Regions from separate parts of the Homo sapiens genome. Here regions 2 and 3 are each linked to region 1. The links are chromatin loops, found by intact Hi-C in ENCODE. Cell type or tissue: mammary epithelial cell. All regions are shown on one strand.

The links. A loop is a pair of places that touch in the nucleus more often than their neighbours do. Peaks named below come from ENCODE experiments on the same cell type or tissue, not always from the same donor. Only the 100,000 strongest peaks of a DNase experiment are listed, where the experiment ranks them.
Region 2: a loop joins it to region 1, with 2.9 times the contacts of the local background. A loop is called at or near these places in 4 of 110 quality-filtered maps.
Region 3: a loop joins it to region 1, with 2.8 times the contacts of the local background. A loop is called at or near these places in 3 of 110 quality-filtered maps.

Annotation. Positions count from the first base shown.
Region 1 is chr12:106,108,043-106,116,042 of GRCh38, forward strand. The region is part of intron 1 of NUAK1 (NUAK family kinase 1); the gene reads right to left. Among named protein-coding and RNA genes, the nearest start is that of NUAK1, 27 kb to the right of the region's middle. RefSeq lists enhancers at 1-324, 325-1,069, 7,150-7,726, 7,727-8,000. In mammary epithelial cell, a CTCF peak has its summit at 691 (motif pointing right); DNase peaks (open chromatin) are centred at 4,339, 4,629, 5,179 and 6,829; H3K27ac peaks cover 4,008 bases.
Region 2 is chr12:105,979,117-105,987,116 of GRCh38, forward strand. No RefSeq gene overlaps it. Among named protein-coding and RNA genes, the nearest start is that of NUAK1, 160 kb to the right of the region's middle. In mammary epithelial cell, no CTCF peak of the experiment used is centred here; DNase peaks (open chromatin) are centred at 4,665 and 7,865; H3K27ac peaks cover 1,361 bases.
Region 3 is chr12:105,930,333-105,938,332 of GRCh38, forward strand. No RefSeq gene overlaps it. Among named protein-coding and RNA genes, the nearest start is that of NUAK1, 200 kb to the right of the region's middle. RefSeq lists an enhancer at 4,413-5,612. In mammary epithelial cell, no CTCF peak of the experiment used is centred here; DNase peaks (open chromatin) are centred at 4,099, 4,999 and 5,939; H3K27ac peaks cover 2,778 bases.

The sequences.
Region 1 (8,000 bases):
CAGGTAGGCAGGTAGATAAAAAACGAAGGAAAGATGAAGGGAAGGAGGAAAGGAGGGAAGCTAGAGGGAGGGGAGGGTTGCTGTTATTAATTGATGCAAGCTCAGACCAGAGAGGTGGTAGCAGAACTGGGGAAAAAAAAAGGGGGAACCACCCCAGTTAAATAATACTGCCACGACAAGCATAATAGTAAGAAGATTAAGAATTCCTTTAACATCTATCTACACAGGCAATAGAGGAATAGCTAAACAAATATAAAACACAGGGGGCCCTGCTGTAAACCCAGGGGCAGGCTCCACCTCCCTTCGACCCTGGGTGGACCCATGGCTGGATAGAAGGAGGCTGCATGGAGATGAATGAGCCTTCCAGCTTAAAGGCCCCTTTTCAGCAGAGAGCCAGACTCAGAGCTACCCCAAGTCCTCACCACAGCCCCATTCAGTATAGGGCAAGAAAAACTTCCCTTCACTTACGTCAAATGTAAAGATATGACTGGATGGCTTTATTTTATCTGAGGAAGGGCTGTAATCCTGGGACCTTGTTCTGGGAGGAAGCAGACAGTGAACACACACAGGCTGTGGAGGGTGTGGGTGGCTGCTGGAACAACTCCTACATTCCTCCATAAACTAAAGATGGCCGAGGGTAGAAACCACCCCTTTGATTATGCAGCAAGCTGAACTTGGCCTCAAGGAGGCTCTATTGTCAAGTTACAATAGGCATAAATTCTTCACCATGCAGGGTCAGAGGAGGGTAGCAACATTCTAAAGGGTAAAAAAATAGGCCCACTTGCTGATTCCCCCTAACAGTCCAGCGAGGCGGAGGGTCCCATGGTGCAATCGCCAGGGGATGCTTTCAGCTGGGTGTGAAAAGGAAAGTGCCCACATTCTCATCAAGCCTTGCTCAGCACTGAGGAAACTAAAAGGGCTCCATAAATGTTAATAAGCATAGTGGCTGTCTCTCCACAAAAATTTTCCCTTTTCCTACAATGATTTTTCCACTGAAAATGTAAAAGAGGGTGCATTCTGCTCCCCTGTTTCAAAGGGGTGACAGGAAGTCAGGAGGAGACAAATGCTAGAAATCACTCTCATCTGTGCACCTGCCAAGGCTGGAGGGAAGACATTCAGCTCTACTCCCAGAGTGGTGGCGGACCCATCCAAGGTTCAGACAGCCGGTTAATGACAAAACAAAAAAGCACTACTACTACTAATAGTAATGGCCAGTATTCATTAGCCACTTAATATATGGAGCAGACACCGTGCTGAATGCTTTACATGCCAGGGATCTTTGCACCCTTCTCATTTAAGCCTCAGCTTCACACCACCCTCTCAGGGAGATCCTTCCTGATCCCTCTAGCTGATAAGGCCACACTTATGGCCACCTCCCTCTCTCTATACCCTTCCCATTTTATCTTCTCTGGAGCATTTCACACCAACTACTTTATTAGCCACATATTCAGCCTGTTTTTGTAGGACCCAGGGAGCTAAGAATGATTGTCATATTGTTTAAGGGTTGTTAAGGAAAAAAAAAAAAAAAAAAAGAAAATCTCTAACGCAGCTCCTGCAAAAGTATCTGCTTCAGGAAGTTGAAGGATACACTGAGCCAGTGCACAGACAGTATTGCATAATGCTTAGGAACATGGCTTTAAGTCCAGGCTAAAATCACCCTCTAGCTGTGTGACCCTGGGCAGGTTACATAACCTCTCTGTGCACCAGTTTTCTCATTCATCTAGTAGAGAAATAATAGTACCTGCCTCATAGGTCCTGGTAAGGATTACACATCAGGTGCTCAAGAATACACCTGGGCCAGGGGGTAACTGCTAAATAAGTGTCAGTCTTTTTTAACCCAGAGTGAGTGTTCTGTAAGTAGAACCTTCCCTTCTTCCTTTCTTTTTCAGAGCAAACTTGAATTCCTCCTGGCTCCTCAAGAGACAGTGAGTGGAGGTCTTAGGGACATGTTTTCATAGTACATAAAGGACAAGAGCATCTCCATCCTGGGTCTTTACATTGCAACCTCATCTGAAATCAGGAAGATCAGATCAGCTGGTTACACACCATTATCAGCAGGGCTCCTGAGTCCAAACCAGACAGGAGGATGAACATCTTGAACCCAAAAAGCAATCCCAGGAGCATTTCTCCACCCGCTCCCACACTGTCTCCTTTCACCATTCAGCTGAACAGGGCACAAATATGTTCCTACTTAAAATCAAAACTCAGCCTCAAGATATTCACACTTCAGCCTTTATGAAATTTGACTGTTCATCCACTTGTTCTTTTTGAAAACCTACCAAGTACCGGCTACACAAAAGGGAGCCAGCGCGACTGCTCCAGCCCTCAAGGTGGGAGGTGGGGTGGGGAGGGTACGGGCAATAAGCAAAACTCACACCAGTAATTACATAATTACCCTCATGGCCAGGGCTACCAAAGAAATGCACAGACATGCCCGGCATTGCGGAGGAAACCTCCTCTCCAGTTTTCCTCAATTCTCACATCTACAAAGAAACACAGAGGTAAGGAAGGGGCCCAGCAGGAAGAGATTACCAAATGTCTGAAATCACACACCCTCCACCCCTAAAAATCCCATTTGTTCCTGTACAAGTCAGAGAGCCTGAGAGGAGGAGGGAACTCAGGTGTTTGAGCCCGACTCACAGTACAGCCACATTCATAAATGTTCCCAAGTCTAGACAGTACCATGTGCCTTATAAAATGGTCTGCTTTTAAATAAGGCCACCTTATGGTTTAATGTTTAAACCTTCTGCAGCAGCAGGTTTGGTGGAGAACCTGTGAATCCCGCCCTGCAGTGCCTGCCTGTTTCAGAGGCAAACTCAGCCCAGCCAATTCTGTTACATGCAACAGGCACAGCCTCCTCTTGAGGGTTGGAGGTTTTTCCTTTTTTGAATAATCACCAAAAACCACCTGCTCTGTGGCCTGCTGGGCATCCTCTCCCACATTGGCTGCTGTGGGTGTTCAGAGCTTGGTGACCTAGGAAGGGCTGGGGGATGCAGAGTAGAAGAGTAAATGCTCAGACTGTCACCGGCTGGGTGACCTCAGGCAAGCCCAAACTTCCCAGGTCTCGGTTTCCTCACCTGTAAAATGGGGTTACAAAATCCTGTTTCTTGGGGTTGTTGTGAGGAGTGGAAACTAGGTAAGTAAAGGCCCCAGCACACAGTATTCACTGAATGGCAGTGATTATAAACCACACTTAAGAGGTAATGAGCCCACAGCAAATCATATCATAGGTCTCTTGGCTCCTCTCCACCCCCACACATATCCTCCCCTCCCCACATTTGCACAGTGGCAAAAGCAGGTTAAAATTAATATCCGGCCAGCCCCAGGGTGTCCTGGTGTCTTATGGAGAGGACGCCTGTGTAGTGTAGGACCAGCCTTGGGGGCGTGGCAGAGAGTCTGGGCAGGTTGTATGTCGTCGAGGCTCTAACCAAGAGAATCCCTGCCCTCCTCCTTTTGCAACCATCTCCCTGCATGCTCATTCATTGATATAAGCTGGACTTCAAGGAGTATTCTTGAAGTGCCTCTCAAATAGGAGTCACCCATGCATCTTGAAAAAGTGCAGATTCTGAATCCATAGGTCTGGGTATCCAGCCTGGGATTCTGCATTTCCAGCAAGGTCCCAGGTGATGCCAGCCCCAGGGACCACACTTGGAGTAGCCAGGTCTTAGTGCTTCGTCTTTGACCCTCAACATTTTTAAATCAGTGGCAATATTCTTAATAATAGCAATAATTAATATTTCTTAGGTGTTAATCATGTGCCAGTGGACCTTATCTCATTTAAGCCTACCTACAATCCTATTTTACAGATGAGAACATTGAGGCCAGGAAAGATAAATATTTCCCAAAGTTACATAGCCTGTAAAAAAAAAAAAAAAAAAAGTGGAGCTAGAATTCGAGCCCAGAGGCTGCTGATTTTTAAGGCTATGAATAAAGTTGGGATGAATAGAAAACATCACAGGGAACAGAATCTCCTGTAGGATCCGAAAGGGTCCCTAAAGCCTAGTGAGATGGACCCCCCTCCAAGCAGATGAAGTTTTACAGGGTCATATGTGAGGTCCCAAAAGGAGGGACTGGAGGGCTGAGCAGCAGGGAAGAAACACAGTCATAAATATGGCATTAGCATCACTTAGTGAGAACAAGTTTGCATCCTAATCCCAGCAACACGAGCTGGCAACTTCCCTGCCATTCACAAGGTGTGATCTCATACCCAGGCACGTTCCACGGGAGCTGCAGGGCACGAAGTCAGAGGCAGCTCAGGGGATCTCTCCTTACCTAGGAGCCCAGAGGCCGCCTGCAGCAGGAGCAGGCAGCCAAGCCCGGCTGGAGGCTGTAAAGTGCTCCTGCTCTTGCCTGGGAGATGCACAGAGTGTGGGGCAAGGCACAGCCCCACCGAGGCCACACCGGTCCAAAGCTCCCAGGATCACCATGTGGCTTTCACTCAAAAAGCCTCTGGCCGAGGACAGTCACCACGGTGATGCCACCCATCTTGCAAACAAAGCCCCTAATTAATTAAATGACCCCGGGCTCTTTATGGAGGGGCCTGGCCAACTCAGAACAACACCCCAGCAAGTTGCTGTGATGCAACGGGCCCCATGGGAACCAAGCCAGCTCTGCCTGGGGGCCCATGGGCCTCTTCTTCCCTTCCTCTTTAGCCTGTTGGTTCATGTCCTACATGAATGTATTTCAGAAAGAAATGGATTGGAAGCCAAGAGTTGTATCAACAGGCTCTGAGGCGAGGCACTGAAGCCAGGGAGCATGGTATGTGTAGCTAGGAGCTTTTCCTTCAAAGAGTGGCATCCCCTCACTGGCCCTCATCAGCCCTTTAATGTTGTAAGAGGTTCTGAAAATTTAATCCTCTGTAACTTGGTTCTCAAACCTCTATTTCTCAAAATTCTACATAAAAGAGATGATGATTCCTGTGATGATATTGATTTCTCTCCTGCCATAAAAAATGCATTCTATTTTCAGAACATAAAAAACAAAGCAGATTCGTGCTTGACTGGGCCTGGGCCAGCTCAGGAGGACCTCAGGGCTGGGACATTTTTATCTACAGGGACAGTCATTCCTTGGTCTCTAAGACTCACCCCCACCCCTCTCCCCTTCAAAGACTGAGCTAAGAATGTCATTGCAAGTGGTGATGCCACAAGGGAAGTGGAATTAATGACTAAGAAACCGTGGGCAGATTCACACTCCCTGTTGAGGTTTGTAAACATAAGATACAAACCGTGGCTGACCAGGCAAGAACCAAAGAAATAGCAAAAAGGCCACCGGAAAGTTCGTGCTGAGTGGGCATGCCAAAAGTGAGCCACAAACCCGCCTGAAAAGGACAGTCAGAGACTCTAGAGCACTATCTGTCCAAGGGTGGTGAGCAGATCACCTGCCTCCGATCCCCTGGTTAGGGGGAAAGGGGAAACTGATTGCTAAAATGCAGATTCCTGGGCCCACCCCAGAGCTAGTGAATGAAGGTGGCAGTGTTCAGGGTAGGGGGCAGACCTGGTATCAGCATTCTTTACAGCCTCCCAGGTGATTCTGCTGCACTCTGAGGTTTGAGAGCAGTCACCTTAAAGCAGGGTAAATGTGGCCCTGACGACACCTATTGTTCTGTAGCTTAAACAGGAAGCAGTTATATTACATACTAGATGACTGATGAAAATTAATGAACCTTCCATTTATACACAGAGGAATTAAACACAGGCTTCCTTGAGGGGGCTCAGTGACTTGAATTAATTTACCCCTGGTAAATGGAAAGTTTGCTTCCAATGGGTATCTCCCTAGTCCCAGCCCAAGGAGGGCCTGTGGATGAAGTGATGCCAGGGAATGTGGGTGTGGATGGGTTACTTCACAGTCTACACATAACCCGGAGCACGAAAAAGCCTCTGGTAACACAAGAGACGCTAACACAGACAATATCAGATTCAAAGAAAGACTGAAAATGCCAGGCCATTTAGCTGAGACTGGAGTTGCCAAGCAGCTGTTTATTTTTGGACGTTCACGTCTCTGAAGCCAAATGCAACACCAAATCAGAATTCTAAAGTGCAACTGTTTTTCTTCCAGGTTACAATTGCCCTGGGAAGGGAGAGAAAGGGCTGGGCCAGAGGGCTGAGGTTGCTTACAACTTGGACAGCCTCAACTGGTAGCATCTGATCACTCTGACACTGTTTATAACAAGGCTTGGATAAGCTTAAGGTTGTGCAACTTTTATTTATCAACCTCCAAACCCAGAAGAACCCGAGCCAGTACTGCTAAGAAATCCAGCATCTGCACCTTGGGCTTGTCATCAGTCACAGCAACCCAGCCAAGGCGACTCCTATAAGGAGAGGGACTCGGATAATCACGCCACCGGCTCAGTTTCCTCACCTGCAAATGAGGATGATGATGGTACCAACCTCACAAGGTTGCTGTGGCAACATGGCAGATTGTGTATATGATGGAAGGCAGAGAAGGCAAATAGTACCTACGGCAGAAGCCAAAATGAGGACTGTTATCATGAGTAGATGTTAGAGCTGTAAGGACTTAGAATGCTCTATGCCAATCTCCTCATGTTACAGATGGGGAAACTGAGTCCCAGGGAGGTTAAAGTACATACAGGCCCCAAGTTCACGAAGTTATCAGCAGCACTGGAATTGCAACAAGAGAGTCCTGATTCCCACTCCAGGAGGGATAAACACTCTGAGCAAGGGGTCCTTCCTAATCAAATACTAAGCCACAGTGAGCAGCAGGGCTGAAACTGCCACAAAAAAAATTCAACATTTACATGGGAGGCTGGCTCCAGTCACAGCCAAGTCCCCAGAACTGTTGCATCATTAATAAACCGAGATGGGAGTGGCAGATACTCTTCAGGGTGCTGACAAATCATGACTTGTGCTGCAGCTTGGTGTATTTCACCTCCATCTAATGTCTGTCCTCACATAGCTATGCCAGAGACGCTGTTTTCAGTTCAGTTCTATCCAAACTTTCCTCCAATTTCTGAAGACTGATTTAATATCACCCATGAATACGCATACTTGGGAAGTTTTCATCCTATTATTTCTTAATTCATTGCAAACACTGCTATTAAATGATAACTTCAGGCCACTACTGAATCACTAACCTTGGGGACAATGAGCTAGGAACACAAAAACCTAAGAAGCAAAATTAGTTTTCCAAAGGGAAAGGAAATTAGTCAGTTGAGTTTAGCTGATCCAGGTGAGCAGAACCAAAAAAACTTTTCTTCATTTCTTAATATGGTAAAATACAACAAGCTAAAAAGAGGCATGACTTTCTATCTTATTTTATATTCTAATCATGAATGGTTTTATAAATAAGTGAAAGAGAAGATTCTGCAGAAGTTATTTTTATCCAGACAGAATCTCTTCTGTTTAGAAAACTGATTTATAGCAATGTACAAGACCTATCAGATAGGGCGGGAGCAACCGTGCAGGCTGCAGTCCGTCCCCCAAAGCCTCTGGAGAGCACTCAGGAGCCCCCGAGGCCTCTCTCATTATCTCCTCACAAGCATCTTTTTCCTTCCAAGAGAAGCTCTCATTGTCCATTATTCCTAGAGTTAAAAGGCTGGTCCCTCCTCCCCAGCCCGTTGCAAGATCCATCGGGAGGCTTGTCATCTCCCTCATTAGTGCTCCACAAGCCTGCCTGCTGGGATGCTCTTGCTCATTGCAAATGCACAGCCCCAAGAAACCGCAGGCTGAGCTGAGGAGTGTGCTCGGCCCCAGACGAGCATTTCCTGCCGTCCCATCATGGGGATGAGCCTCGCCCAGTACTCAACTCTCAGTTCCTACCCTCAAGGAGGCTGGGGCAGGGGTCTGTGGTCATCTTGGAGACCCTAGTTGTGCCCTGGGTTGGGGAGTGTGCTCATGCCCCTAGACATGGCACCTGCCATTTTCTCTGCCAGGATCCTCCACATCCTGTCCTCGCCATTAACATTTTCGGTTGACCAACTCCTCTGCATCCATCTGCTGCAGACATGGCCCATCCCCTGCAATGACCCCTTTGCAGATATGGGT
Region 2 (8,000 bases), 130 kb before region 1:
GCCTGCTAGAAAAGGCTAACAGCCTAAGAGACTTCTGGGATGAGGTGCTCCGTCAGCTCGGAGCAGAAAGAGAAGGCTTCTCTTGGGCAGGAGCAGGGAAGGTTTTATCTCATGGTGGCCTTTGAGGGCTGAACAGTTTGGATGGGCTTTCTACCCATGTTTACCACATTATAATAATAGCAAACTGTGTACCACATAACCTGGCTGTGCCACACTCATCAGATACTGAACTAGGGAGATGCAAGCCCAGAATCATCAGCCCCTTGTCTTTGACAAGGGCCCTCAGGAAAGCTGCCTGACATATTTAGTCCTGAAGGCAGTAATTTAAGGGCCCATGGCTCTAACTGCCCTGGGCTCAGCCACTTGCATCAGCTGAGTTCTAAGCACTGACCATTCTAAGCACTGGCTGAACGTAACACAAAATGGTCTATGATGAAAGCCCTTTGATAACCCCATTTTGCATAAGTGAATCTGAAGCCCAGGCAATCTGGCTCTAGAGGCCATGCTCTTGACTTTGACCCTATGCAGTCTCTGCCATGCCAAACCTACCATGCCTTACACCTGTCCACCCCTCCCACCTGGGCGCTCTAAAGCAGGGGCCATGTCCTGTTCAGTTCCTTGTCTTCAGAGCCCAGCCCCATTCCTGACACAAGGTGAGCCTTAAAAAAGGCTTGAACTGTTGAGCTGAACCCACTGTCACCAGATGCTGAGGTCTCAGCATGCCAAGTGGTGGGGACCCATGGATCTATTAAGCACGCAAAACTGGGAGGCCAGTGCAGGGGCTGAGATGGATTGGGGCAGGGAGATGCAAAAACAGAAACAACCCATTTCACAAAGCCTCACTTGTGGCTTTTTGAGTCCAGGGATGAAGGCAAAGCTGAAATTTGGGAAGTGGAGGCCCCAGTCCTTTGTGACCCGGTGCACATGCGGCAGACCTGCCCTTGGGTGCACTTTTGTGGCTCTGAGGGCAGGATTTGGGCTTTAGATAATAATTGCATAGATTTGCTCAGTAAACACAGGGCAACCGTAAGATAATTACATGTTCTTACAGAGATGGGGCTCCATAATTACCTTCAGTGGCCCTAAAGTATTATTTAACACATATTCTGGTTTATAAGACAGAAATAATGATGAATTTGCCTGGTAATTACACAGCACTTCCCCACTACATATCCTGCCAGTAGCTGATACTTAGCCCATCATTAAGGGGCTAGCAGTTGCTTTGGTAAATAAGAAGTTCTTCTCATTACTGGTCTCCAGGCACATAAAGCATGATTAAAATGCCATTAGTGACATTTCTCCAAAGGGCAAATCCACAAGTCTGTGTGAGAAGCCAACTTTCCTTAGATTAAATGTTTTATTTCTGTCTTTCTGACAGGAGCAATAGAAAGGAATCAATTCTAACTCAAGCATCTGCTCCCTGAAAACTTGTCCTTAATGAAACAGAGCAGACGATGCAAAATCTGCCCTGGCTCAGGGTCACAGGACAGGAGTTGCCACTGTTTTCAAGATGAAGATGATTCTTTAACTCATCCAGATGGCTCTGCCCAGTTGAGGAGGAGCCCAGGCCTGGCGCCACCACCCTGTGGTGGGCTGGGTCAGCACATTGAGGGCCAGGGCAAACCGCAAGCTCTGGATGGGTCTTGCTGGCAGCCTCCTCCTCCAAGGATGGGGCCTGAGAGGCTCACAGAGAGCTGGGGCTCTTTGGAGAGGGGGGCACCCTGGTTCTTGGGCCACTTGCGGGTACACATGAGGAAGGAATGTACACACATCAGATACCAAAGCAGGGAGATGCAAGCCCGGAACCAGTCTCTTTGTCCATGACAAGGACCCTCGGGAAGGCTGCCTGACATATTTAGTCCGGAAGGCAGTAATTTGAGGGGCCATGGCTCAGCTCTAACTGCCCTGAGCTCAGCCATTTGCATCAGAAAGAAATTGACTCTTTGTAATCAATAGAGGGCTTAAAGAGGGTGGTCAACCACTATGGCTGGTGGGCAGGACAGGGAGTGGGCCCTCTGGAGCAAACAGGGCTCTCGTTACCATTCCATTCCAAGCTATCCCATTACTGAAGGGAACGATTCAACAGCAAATATGAACTCAATTCCAAATCCCAGTGCCAAGGCAAATGGCCAGTCCCAGCGGCCTTTTTCTTTAGTAATGAACTCCAGGCCTCTGGCCTTGACTTTGGAAGTGACTTGACTTACCATGGAAGCCAGCAGAGAGTAGCTGGGAAAAGTTCAGAGTTAAAGTCAGAAGATCTGGATTCAAATTCCAGCCCTGCTCTTCAATGGCTGTGTAATATTTGGCAGTTACCTCTATCGAACTTCAGTTTCTTCATTTGTAAAACAATTTGAAAAGACTATTAAGTTCCGTTAGGCCAGAAACCACGCCCATTCTATTCATTGCTGAAGTCCCCACACCCAGCCCAGTGCCTGGCACCTTCTGAATCTATAATCAACATTTTTAATTGAATAAGACTAGGGAAAATTCATTGCACAGTTAATTTACATAAATCCATTCATTTGCATTCAGTAAAAAGCAAAGAGAGAGAAAGAAAAATAACAATTTAAAATAATGATTTAATTAGTACTGAAGATGTTGCTTGATAATCCACTCCAGGCATCTGTGCCCCAGAGTAATACCAAAGCCAGATATGCGGAGTTGCTCTTCTCTAACTTCCTGTTTGTGAGAATCTTGTACTGAACCCATAAAGGTATACTTCAATATTGCACTGTAGAATATATGCTCTCACTAAATAATATGCAATGTGTTACTATATCCATCCCACATAATTTACAAGTATTACTGCATTTGGCTGTAATCCGAAAACTTTTTAAACTCTACTTTATGGATGATTTATAGGAGGTTCCAGGGACATTTCGATTATACCCAATTTTTGCTTTAGATTTGACCTCGACAGCCTTACCCTGCAGCATTTGGGTTATGTCACAGGGTCACTGCAAGTGAACCGGAATGTAACTATTGTGATCTAGAAACACTAGATAAAAATAGCTGGTATCCTGCTCAGTGCTTTTCTGCACAGCTACTTAGCCTGGTCAAGGTCAAGAGGCTTGATTACAACCCAGACCTCTTGACTGCCGGCTTGAGTGCTGGCAGGCACAACACGATTTCCCTCAACAAAAACTTGTTGAGTAATTATTAGGCACTCAGCAAAGTGCCAGCCACACAGTGTTGTGTGAGAGAAATATAAGGCAGAAAGCACTGGCCACCAAACGCTCAATGATTTGCACAGACGAAATAAGCACCCAGCTGGCCCCAAAGTATGCAAACCTTGGCATTCTACCTGAAGGCGGAGGCAGCTACTGGGGAGCCTGAGGTGGAGAAGCAGTCATACACATGCGGTATCACCCACCAGTCCTTGCTACCAAGACCCATTTCTTCCCTACCCTAAACTGCCTGTTAACTGTTGAATTTTTTTTCCCAATTCAAAGCTTTCTTGTTTCCATTTTATTTCACTGTGTTTCAAATGAAGAAAGGAAATACAAGGTGACTTTTGCCTTTCATATTCTAACCACATCCCACTCCATGTCCTCTACTGCCCAGGAAGTCCCTCCAGACACAACCAGCAAGGCAGAGGAGGTATGTACAATCCTACATTCATCAATGAAGTGCTACAGTGAACAGAGAAGGGGACATGGACTGAGGTCACCAGGAAAACCTCCATGGGAAGGTCAGAGTTACAGAAAGGCCTAAGATGAACTTGACCTTGAGAAGCAGACTATGAATTATATCTGTTGATTCTTCTTGTGCCACATCCATTCACCCTCATTCTCATAATAGGATCCTGATACCCTTTGGGGAAAGACCCCATTGCATGGCCCTAAGAATGAGCAGGGAACCCAGGCATGGAAAATCATGGGAATCTCATCCCCTTGACTACTGTGATTAGCTCATGGATGAACATGTTTGTGTCCCAAGATGGCCTAATCAGTCCCATCCCCAGGACTATTGCAAAAGAAGCAATCTCTTTCTATAAAGTTGCTAACCTGGTAGCCTGAAGCAGCCAGGGACAGATCATCCAGTGCCTGCCTGAAACTGAAGCCAATAAGGAAGAAAACATAGTCTAGACATGGAGAAATGGACAAAACCAGGTCCTAGAAAAATCACTGGAATCCCTGAATCCAGCAATACCTGACTTTGATGTCAAATGGTCCTGGATTTTTAAGTTACATTTTACTCAATAACTGTAGCTTGGGGATTGCTTTTTGCGGTTTTGCTTTTTGCTTAAAGCCAGTCCAAATTGGGTTTCTTTCATTTGCGGTGGAAAGAGCCCTAACAAATTGACTCATAAAAAAGAGAAATGGCGGAACAAACATGGAGAACAGCAAGAGCAAGGACCTAGGGACAAGGGTATGGGTCTTTTTCTCAAGCATATACATTGAGAATCATAGAAGATAAGAGGCCAGGGAGCATATTATGAAAATATCATGTGATAGGAAGAGGCATTTGGACTTCCCCTGAACTTTTGAGAAGCAAAATCCAGAGCTGAAATCAGGAAAATACATGCCTAGACCCAAAGGTATCTCATGAACTGGCTGGTCCAGTTGCTGTTCCTCTCACTCAGGGAAACATCTGCCACATGCCAGATGCTGTACATCTGTGGTTAGCATTGTTCCTTTAAAGAATAACACAGATTCTTCTCCAGGCGAGCCAAACATTTTCATTAGCTGTGGTCAGGGAGGGAATCAGGCTCCTTCAGATGAGTTTCAGCTGACACACTCCTGTGGGGCACGTCTTTCAGGGAAGCTGATTCATCTTCAGTCGGTCAGCTGTGAGGGATGCACACCTGTGTCCTAGGATGACTTTGAGGGAGTGGGGGACAAAAGACCTTGCTGGGCTTCAGCTGCCTCTGCAGATGCTCTTACACTGGGGCTGACACAAGTGCAGCCACGCCCAGCGGGTAGCCAGCAGTAGGGTTGTTCAGCTCCTAGGAACCCCCACTGAGGGCTCTTCCTCTGAGTTCTGTCCCAACCAACAGCTGGAGTTGGGGAGACTGACATCTGGGCTTGATTTGATGCCCCACTTATCCTCCTCTCAGACGTCCACACACTACATTCTTCAACCATTGCAGAATGCAAGTTGCTCGAAGTTACTTTGATGGTCAGGGCTCAAACAGGGATAGAGGTGCAATCACATCATGCCTATATTTGACAAGAGAATTCTGCTCCATGTGCTGAGAGAGACAGAAAACAAAACAGACTGAAAGAGAACAATATAATGGGCATGGACTGAGTGACCTGAACTTCCATCCCACTCACAGGGCAGATGCTATAGTGAGTATGAGATGGTGTGTGTGAATCTGTGGTTCTCACGGTTAAGTCTCGGTTCCTGCAAGCCTCTCGCTGCATCAGTAGCTTGCCTGGCTGAGTATACTGTCGTGTTGTTTAATGATGGGGATACATTCTGAGAAATGGGGCGTTTGGCACACTCATCGCCATGCATATATGATAGAGTGCACTTACACAAACCTAGATGGTAGAGCCTACTACATACCTAGGCTGTATGGTCTAGCCTATTGCTCCCAGGCTGCTAATCTGTATAGCATGTGACGGTACCAAATGCTGTAGGCAATTGTACACAATGAGAAGTATTTGTGTATCTAAACATATTTAAACATAGAAAAGGTACTGCAAAAATACGGTATTATAATCTTATGGGACAATCATCATACATGCGGTTTGTTGTTGACCCAGACATTGTTATCCCCCACATGACTGTGTTTATCAAAATAAGTAGAACTAGCTGTTGGAACAAACAATGCCAAAATCTAAGTGGCATAACACAATAAAAGCTGATAGTCTGCCCCCTCTTACACTGTGAAGTGAATTCAGAGGCTCTTCTTGGTGGCTGTGCTCTGAGCAGTACTCAGAGGACCCAAGACCTTCCATCTGCGACACTGCCCTATCAAACACCCTGGAAGGGGATGAGAGCTGCCGCTCATCAGATTCCCCAGAAGCAGACTTTGAGATGGAGGTCAGAGTGCAGGACTTTCATTAGGGAGTTCTTTGGGGATTAATGCTTGTGGAAGGGAGATAAGGATGCAAAACTGGGTAGAGGGAAAGGTTGAGTTGCCACGCAATCCCCCAAAATGGTTTCTTCCAGCTCTCTGGGAACTATGGAGCTAGGTGGCCTTTCACAGTTGTTCTGAGTCAGAGCCAGGTGATGATGCCATTAAACCTTTATGTTGATAAGTCATTGGATGCAGAAGAGGACCATCTTCCAGCAGCACTCCCTACAAATGAGGAAATAACTTTTTCATCACTAAAGGGAGACCCAGGTGACCATCAAAGCATCCACCACAAGAGTACTGGAGGAGGGGTTGACCATCTTGTAGTAAATAATTTAGGCTTGGTAGTTCATGCCATCACTGTCACAACTACTACTCTGCTATTGCACATGAAAACAGCCATAGGCTGTATGTAAATCAATGAGCGTGACAATGTTACAATAAAACTTTATTTACAAAAACAGGCAGTGGGTCATAGTTTGCCAGCTTCTGAACTATAGGATCACGGAAGTATTTAAGGACAAGCCTAGAAGTGACTTTGATCATTCCTATCCATATTCCATTGGCCAGAGCCCAGTCACCCAGCCCCAGTTTAACTGCAAAAGGAAAGGAAATCTTTCTGTGAGTCCCAGAAGAAAACAAATGGAATTTGTGAGCATCCAGCCAGACTATGCCACAGTGTGATTCTTGTGTTGAAATCCATTTTTTCAATGTGATAGAGCCCTGAAATATATTACACATTTTTACATATCTATTACTAAATAAAATGATACGCACTTTACTTTAAAGGAGACTTACGAGATTTTCAAGGATACTTTTCATCGTGTGTGAATTTTGCTCCATGCACTGATTTTAGAACCTAAGCCTCACGTGTCTGTGATGTCGCATCAAGTGAAGAGCATGAGTAAAGAGTTGGACAGACCTGGGATTACAGCTCAGCTCTGGGTGGCCAGGCACAGATCCTTCTTGATCCTCAGTTTGCCTATCTGTAAAATGAGATGATAATAGTGCCCACTTCATGTGGTTTTTGTAAGGAAAAAAAGTGCTACAATATACATAAAGTGCTTGGTGGTAGTCACACTGTAAGCACTCAATAAATAGCGAAGATAAGAAGAGGTACAGTTCGTGACCAGCCTGGCCAACATGGTAAAACCACATCTCTACTAAAAATACAAAAATTAGCCAGGTGTGGTGGCAGGTGCCTGTAATTCCAAGTACTGGAGAGGCTGAGGCAGGAGAATCACTTGAACCCAGGAAGTGGAGGTTGCATTCAGCCAAGATCATGCCACTTCACTCCAGCCTGGGCGACAGAGTGAGACTCTGTCCCCTCCCCACCCCCAAGAATAGAGGAGGGACACATAATTTAGGTGATCAAAGTCTGCTGTGGTTTGTTGGGTGTGGTGGCTAATGCCTATAATCCCAGCCCTTTGGGAGGCCAAGGCAGGAGGATTGCTTCAGCCCAGGAGTTTGAGACCAGCCTGGGCAACATAGGGAGACCCTCTTTTCTATTTAAAAAAAAAGTTAGCTGGCATGGAGATGCACGCCTGTGGCCTCAACTACTTAGAAGGCTGAGGCAGGGGGATCACTTGAGCCCAGGAGGTTAAGGCTGCAGTGAGCCATGATCATGCCACTGCACTCCAGCCTGGTGACAGAGTGAGACCCTGTCTCAAAAAAAAAAAAAAGTCAGCTGTGGTGACCTTATGTAAGTTGTGGCATCTCCCTGGGCCTTGATTACATCCTCTGTAAGAATGAGGATAATCAGGTGGTTCCCCTCAGCACACAGGCTTGAGATGAGTAAGAGTTTCTGTGGCTCCTATAATTAAAAATAAATAGAAACTGATAGTAATATTTATCTGATAGGGTTGTTGGGGTGATAAAGTTTATCTCAATGAAAATGTGTTGAAGGCAGATTATGTGCTAGGCAGCATAGTTGGCTCTAGGGAAAACAAACATGAATAAGATATTGTATCAG
Region 3 (8,000 bases), 180 kb before region 1:
CTGGGATCTTTTCATGTGTTAATTTATTTAAATTGTCACTCCCATTATCTGTATTTTCGAGGTCGCCAACTTGCCAAGATCACAGGAATCATGACAGAGCCAGGATTCAAGCCCCAAAGCCTATGATCTCAGCCATTGTCCGCAAGGACCTTCACGCCTTTGCCAACCATATACTCCACTGTGTTCCTTCATGCCCTACCTCGTCTCCTCCCCCAGCACCCTGCACTTGCACAGCTGAGAGGGGAAATGAAGGAAGGAGACTAGGCTAGCCCCACCTGCCTGCCCTGTAACACGCACAAGGCCAAGGCCAAAGCCCTGGGTTTCCCAGAGAACCTGCCGCCAGTGGGAATGAGAAGTGTGAGAAATGGAGCATGGGGAGGGGAGTACCTACCTCCCTCATGTGGTTGTTGTGCAAATCTAGGGAGCTTAAACCCAGTAACAAGTGAAAAGTACAAACAATGCTTGGCAAATTGCCAAGGCTTGCTTTAAAGACACTTAATATTCAACAGAATCTGAGCTGGTGCTGTACTACTTGCAACAACTATGCTCTCCTTTTTCTTTACCAAAAGAACCCCGATGTTGTTAATTGCAGCTAGAGGTGACCTTGTGATATAATTCTGGCCAGCGATACATAAGCAGGAGTATGTTGGGGATATCTCGGACTGTTTCTTTCTTCTGACATAAATAAGCATGTCTTCTTTCCTGGTTCCTTTCTTCTTTCTTCCTGGAGTGTGGCCAAAGAACTGGAAGTGGAACAGCCCGTCTGATAGCCACAGGTGACCATGAGGATGAAAGCTCTTCATCAAAGCTGGAGCAGCAAAGGGATAAAGGTGGCTGGGGCTCAGATGGAATCATGGAGGCACTACACCCGGCTTCAAACTCTCTGACTCCAAACTTCTGAACATGGTTGAAAAATAACCCTCTCTTTGGTAAAACCACTGTAGTTGGGTTTCTGATAAGTGTGGACTTACGCAATCCTAACTGAAAGTCCTGGTCAGCAAACAGGACACATCCTCAGCAATCTCTAGAATGTAATAGGTGCTCGGTAAATGCATGATGAATAAATCAAAGAGTAAATGAATGGATTAGCAACAGAATATACAAGTACTAGATCATACAGAGAAGTTGCCCTTAGGAAAATGTAATACTTACAGCTACATTTACGTGCTCAGCACCTACCATATGCCCTACATTCTCTCAGTAACCGTCACAACTCTTGGAGGTTACTGTTGTCATTTTTATTTCACAGCTCAGGAACTGAGAGGCTCCAGGAGGCTGAGCTAACTTGCCCAGGAACTCATAGCTGGGATGTGGTGGGGCTAGGGTTTGAATCCCAATCTAGGTAACTTTGAAGCCTGTGCTCCCTCTCTTAGGCCAAGCTGCTGCCATAATTAACTGCTCACTGGGCACTTGAGCCAATGCTAGTAGATAGTTAGAGAAATTTGGGCTGGAACTCCAGCCCCACAACCCCCAAGCTATATGAGCACGGACAATTCTTTCCTGCCTCTCAGTTTCCTCATTTGTAAGAAAGATAAAAATGGCACCTTCTTCTTCCTAGGCTTGCTATATTAAATGTGACATGTTTACATCAAATGTTTAGCAGAGTACTAGTAAAGGCTCAAGAAATATTGCCTGTCAGCACTATTTTTATCATCATCTTGAAAAACCCCTGCAAGAATCTATGAAAAGAAAGAGGGCTGGCCCTAAACAAAAGGATCCGGAGGAGGCGCTGGGGTGAGCTGGGGCCTTGCAGCTGTCGAAGCCTGTGTGTTTTTTAACTTTGGGGACTTTGCGCTAACTTCTCCACTGGCATCCCCTTCAGAGCACAGATCATCATAGGTCTCAGAAATGCCTGTTAGATTTCTCTTCCTTACTTGAAGTTCCAACAATTCGCTGAATTCATTGTCATTCCATGCTGAGGGAGTGTCCCTTGGAGCCTGGAGGCTCACCCCGTAATCCCACGCAGGTGTCAGACAATGTCTGATGGGCAGAGAACATTGTGCTCCTGTCTGGCTCCCTGCCGGTCCCACCTTAGCACCGGGAGCAGCCTGGGAGTTGGACGTGTCTGAGGCGAGATGTGGGGCCTGATTTGAGTCTGAGATGCTAATCTGCCCAACTGAAGGTTTCACATCTGTCTTGGCATACACAGACACACGAAATCTAAAGAGTCAGTTACAGCTCTGAGTAGGCGGGGTGGGGTCCCCGGGCATTGAATACAGGTAGGGCTAGATGCCTACTCTGACAAAGCAGGCATGGCAAATCCCACAGGGCTCTGGACCACTCAAGAGATTGAGTGTGGGAAAGAATGGGGCAGGAAATTGTTATATAATGCTGGGTCTTTGGAATCAGGCTCTGTTTGAATGCCAGATCTTATGCTTATTATACTTCAGTGGCTTGAAGTATATTACTCAACCTCTCTTAGAAGTGATTTTCTCATGCCAAAGTGGGAAAAATAATAGTACCTACAGTTGTTATGAGTATTAAAGGAGATTTTTAAAAATTTTTTTACTTTATGTTCTGAGATACATGTGGAGAACATGCAGGTTTGTTACAAAGGTAAACATGTGTCATGGTGGTTTGCTGCACATATCAACCCATCATCTAGGTTTAAGCCCCGCATGCCTTAGGTATTTGTCCTGATGCTCTCCCTCCCCTTGCCCCCCACCCCCTGAAAGGCCCCGGTGTGTGAAGAGATAATTTAATAAAGTTTTCAGCATAGTGTTGGGAAAATTGTTAGTGCTCAATACATACGATAATCATATTAGCATCTAATATATGTACGCTGAAAGCTACAAAAGCTCTGAACAATCAGTGAGAAACTGTTGTGTGCTCTGGGAGGGATACTGGACTGTATTTTATATTTTTATTGCTGCTTACATATTCCCTAATGGTGTTAGGACTGAGCAGAAATGGTGTTGTAATTCTTAAACATATCTAATTCTTTTTTTCTTTTATTTTTTTGAAATGGATTTTCTCTCATTGGCCAGGCTGGAGTGCAATGACTCAATCTCGGCTCACTGCAACCTCTGCCTTCTAGGTTCAAGCAATTCTCCCACCTTAGCCTCCAGAGTAGCTGGGATTACAGGTGCCCACCACCATGCCCAGATAATTTTTGTATTTTTAGTAGAGATGAGGTTTCACCATGTTGGCTAGGCTGGTATCGAACGCCTGACCTCAGGTGCTCCACCCACACAAAGTGCTGGGATTACAGGTGTGAGCCACCACATCTGGCCCTCTAATTCTTAAAGTACAAGTTTTGTCAGTGCCTGCTGTCTACTCAACACTGTTTGTTGTTCTGAATAAATAAAATTATGTGACATAATCCCTGCTTTCAAAGGGTGTTCAATGTAAAGGTAGAAACAACACAAGCAAAGATAAAAATTATATAAAAATGTAAAGAGCCTAAGATAAGTTCTATCACCAAACACTAATCTGGGCGGCATTGACCATAGTCCCTGAGATAATTCCAAAAATACAGAGTTCCAGGAGGAGTGGAAGGAATGCCTCTGCTCTGGCTAGCTCCCAGGTGTCCAGCAGGTAGCCTTTTGTACAGTGATTCAGAGGCCCAAGCTTTTCCCATCTGTTACTCCACAATTCACCTAGGGCCGCAGAGACTTCTGGATCTCTCCTGGAGGACCACACAGGGGCCTTTCATGGGCCGGCCCGGAAGTGGAACCCTTCTTTCCACTAGCACTCAATATCCAGTCACACAGCCAGTCCTAACTGCAGGGGAGGCTGAGGAATGCAGTCTAGCCAGGTATCCAGGAAGACCATGGACATCCATGAGCTCTCACAGTCTGTGCCATCCAAGGGAAGACTCAAACCACTCGTCCAAGAACAAAAGGGATTGAGACAGTTAGCTCTAAAGGCTGACCCCATATGGAGAGCTATAGGGTCCAACATCGACAGAGATACAACAGCCTTGGTCATAATTTTAGAAGTAGGTACCTGAATGGCCAGTTGTACAGATGGAAAATAGCAGTCTGAAGCAGAGAACTCCAGGCTGTGACTAAGTCATTAAGAGCACCGTAACCGGAGGCTCTTCCTTCCGCCCCACTCCAACCCCCCTGAAAAAAACAAACTGATCCTATGCAGCAAGATCTTTGCCAGTGAGTCACGGAGCGGAGGCACCAGGCTGGAGCTTGAAGGATGCTGCCAAGATGCTTTGACCGTAAAAATGTTTACAACATGGCTGGATTCAGCCCAGACAGGAAAGGGATAAAAAGAGAAAACAAAAGAAGTGTCACCCTGTGGCTGCAGCTGCACACAGACAGATCGCCCCTGGGAAATTGCTGGTCCTGAGCAAACAGCCTTGAGAAGCAGGCAAGGGAGGGAGGTTAAGAGGACTGGACCACAGACACCTTGAACTCAGAAGATCCAAAACCACCCAGTATTCCATTTCCTGGTAAACTGCACCCCCATCTAGTAAGCTACCTGACTTAGAAAGGTGGGTGTCATCACTGATTCTCCACTCAGTCACCAAGCCCCGTGGATCTGAATTAACTCTCACATCCCTTCCAATCTACCCACCCCTATATCCCTGCCTTAGCTCAGGGTCCCCCACTTCCTCACATGGGCTAACAGATCTACAACTTGACTCCAGTTTTCCCTCCTTCCATAATTCATTTAGTCCTCTAACAGATATTTACTGAGCATTCGGACACTAGGATGGTCACAGATACTAGGATATCTGCCTTCCCAATGTCCTTTATCACCTTCTTCCTTACCAACTGAATCCCAGTTTGGTCAGGAAAGTAACATGCACCATCAAAAAAATATCACCTTCACAGACTTCTTTGCAAGTAGAGGCTATCTAAGCAGATATCTCTAGAAATGGCATCTTTCCTTGAATGTAAAAAAAAAGAGGGGGTGGAGAGGCTTCCAAGGAAAAAGCCTTAGCCCTTTTCTCCTTTCAGCATGCCATGTGGACGTGACGCCTGGAGATATCGCACCCACCTTATAATCAGGAGGAAGAATGCCACGTGTGGAGGATGGTGCCACAGGAATCTGGAAGAGCTCGATCCTGGACGACTTGCTCAAGCAGCTGCACATTCCTCCTGCCACCTACTTCTGGATATTGTGTTAGGTGGGTGTCTTCATTTCCTACTGCTGCTGTAACAAATGACCACAAACTTAGTGGCTTAAAACAACATATATTTATCTCTTCCAGTTCTAGAGGTCAGAAGTGCAAAATCAGTTTCTTGGGGTTAAACCTAGGTGTTGGCAGAGCTTGTTCCTTCTGTTTCCTCTGAGGGAAGAATCCTTTTCCTTGGCTCTTTTGATTTCTAGTGGCCACATTTGTGCCTCAGCTTGTGGCCTCTCCCTTTATCTTCCAAGTACATCCCTGCAATCTCTGGTTTCACCATCATGCCTCTTCTCCTCTCTGGCTCCTGCTGCGTCCTTGTTTTAAGGACCCTTGTGAGAACATCAGGACAATCAGGATACAGCAGGGACATGAGGATAATCCAAGATAATCCTCCCATTTCAAGATCCTTAATTTAATCACATCTGAAAAGTCCCTTTTGCCATGTAAGGAATCATATTCCTAGGTTACAAAAATTAGGACAAGGACATCTTTGAGGGCCATTATACAGCCTACCACAGGAGGAAAAAACAAACTGTTTACTTGTGTCAACCAATATTTTAGGATTGCCTATGGCTCCCAACTCAGAGTTGAAGGCGACCAGAGCTGATACCACTGCCCACTGTGTCCCAGGCACTGGCACTGTGCTCAGTGCTGGAGATGTTCCAACCAGGCTGAGGACCTCTAGCACAGAGTCTGCCATCTGTGTTTGCAGCTACGTATTTGCTTTTGACTGCCTTCTGTGAACTCCACAGGGCAGGAAATGGGTAACTTACTCTTTTCTGTGGTCTCACACCAACCTAGGGCCTGACAATTGCAGTGCTCAAATAATGTTGGTTAAGCAATGAACGCAAAAGCTCAGCAATGAACACAAAAACTCAGCAATGAATGCATGACTCAGCTACCAACTCCTAAAGACAGAAGCCTGAGTTAATTCTAAGCATCACTGAATAGAAGTGTGGAAGCTATTGATTAAACACTCTGTCCCAGCAATCCCCAAAAAGAATTCCATGGAACAGATGCTGGATAAAGCAAAGGTGGAAGGTTCCCTGAAACAAATATGTTTCGAAAATCCACACATGACTACCTCTTAAAGTTTCAACTCTGAGATGTTCCATAATGAAGAAATCTGCTTAACTTCAACTCACCATTTCCCAAGCTTACTTGGTACAATATCTATTTTTACCTTGAACACACATTAATCTCCTATGGAAACAGGGTTCCTTGGCACATACTTTGTGAAGCACTGCTCCACCCTTCTCAGGACTGGTCTGGGAACTAGGTCAGTTCAAGGCCTGCAGGTGGACTCAGCAGGTGATCAGGCTAAAAGTGGACTAAAGCTGCCAAACATAGGAGCGGCCATTGTCAGGAAGGGCTTTGGGGTGGAGCTGGACTTCCAAGGCTGGGTGGCACTTGTCCTGGTGTAGGGGAAGGGGGATACAGTCTGCATTTACCCCAAAGCCTGTTTGGCTTATTCCACATGGCCCAGGTACAGATTCAATGAACCCAGAGGAACAGTGTCAAGCAAGGGCACCCAAAGGCATTTTTCTTGAATGCCCTGATCCCAAGCCAGCTGACCATTTCCCGGCTACCTCCAGCCAAATGGCAGCTAGAGCATGAGGACCTGATCCCCTCCTCCACAACAGCCTTCCTGGATGGGGACTTCCTTTGCTCTGCTGTAAGAATCCATGTGACTCTGTGGCCCCTCTGCATTCAGATCCATCTGTGTTAAGAGAATGACTGCTCTCTGCTTTCTCTTAGCAGCCAGCATTGACCAGGCTCCAGGGAAGTCCCCCACCCCTCCCACCTCATGCACAAACATTTTCTGGTCTGCCTCGGGGCTGTGTATTCATTATGGCACATTTGTCTATGAAATAACAAAGCTGAACATGATGTTGAAGATCCTCTTCTGTGGTTTTCATATTGATATCTGCAGAGCCCTGGGGGCTCATCAGGGACACCCTGGGGTCCACTAATACAGAGATGGGGCAGCTGCTGGAGGCTCCACTTTCACCATTTTTGTATTGAACTCCATGAATGTTCATATCAGTGAAAGAATTCATTTGTATCCCATATACATAACTTTTTAAAAATTTTCAATCCACATTCCCTTGGTCAAGGTCTTTATATTGCAGATAGGAAAACTGAGTACCAGAGAAGGAAAGTAAGCACCCAAGGCTGCAGAGCAAATTAAAGGCACAGTTAGAAGAGACTCCAGGTCTCTTGACTCCCAGTTTCCATCATACTATGTGGTTCCCAGCATGGGTGGCACCAGACCAGAATAGAGCATTTGATGCAAAATCTTTAAGAGACATACTTTTTTCCCCAATTCCCCAAATTTACTACATTGATAAGGAGGAATTTTAACTTTTGTAGGATATAAAAAGTGGCATAAAATAGACTTTCACAAATAAATTTGGATTACAATAAGGAGCATGCTTCCTAAAGGAACTCCCCAGGGACCCCATTTGGTAAGTTAACTACTTTACCTTCCCTCTATTGGAAGGTTCTACTGGCTATAAAATGAATTTTCATATAAGGATCTCCTTCCATCCTCCAACCCTCCCAAACCCTAACCACATCCCTTTTCACCAGCTTCTTGGTCATTTTTTAGCAACATTACCCTAGCCAAAGAAAGAGAAGTATTTTTAATCCTGAGAAGGCTTAAAACATGGAATATGTCCTGTATGTACATATTCCAAAATAGTTAAGCACTTTCCATCCCACAAACAGTAGGTACTAGCCCAATCTACTTCCTGATCCAACCCTTCTCCCCCACCCACCACCTCCAACTCAGGATAAATCAACAAAAAGGACTCTCTTTACTTTTCAGAATACATGGTAAAGAGAATATACATCTATAGGAAATTTAAGACACAGTAATCCTCAATTTGTCAACTTCAGGACTTTTGTCAGG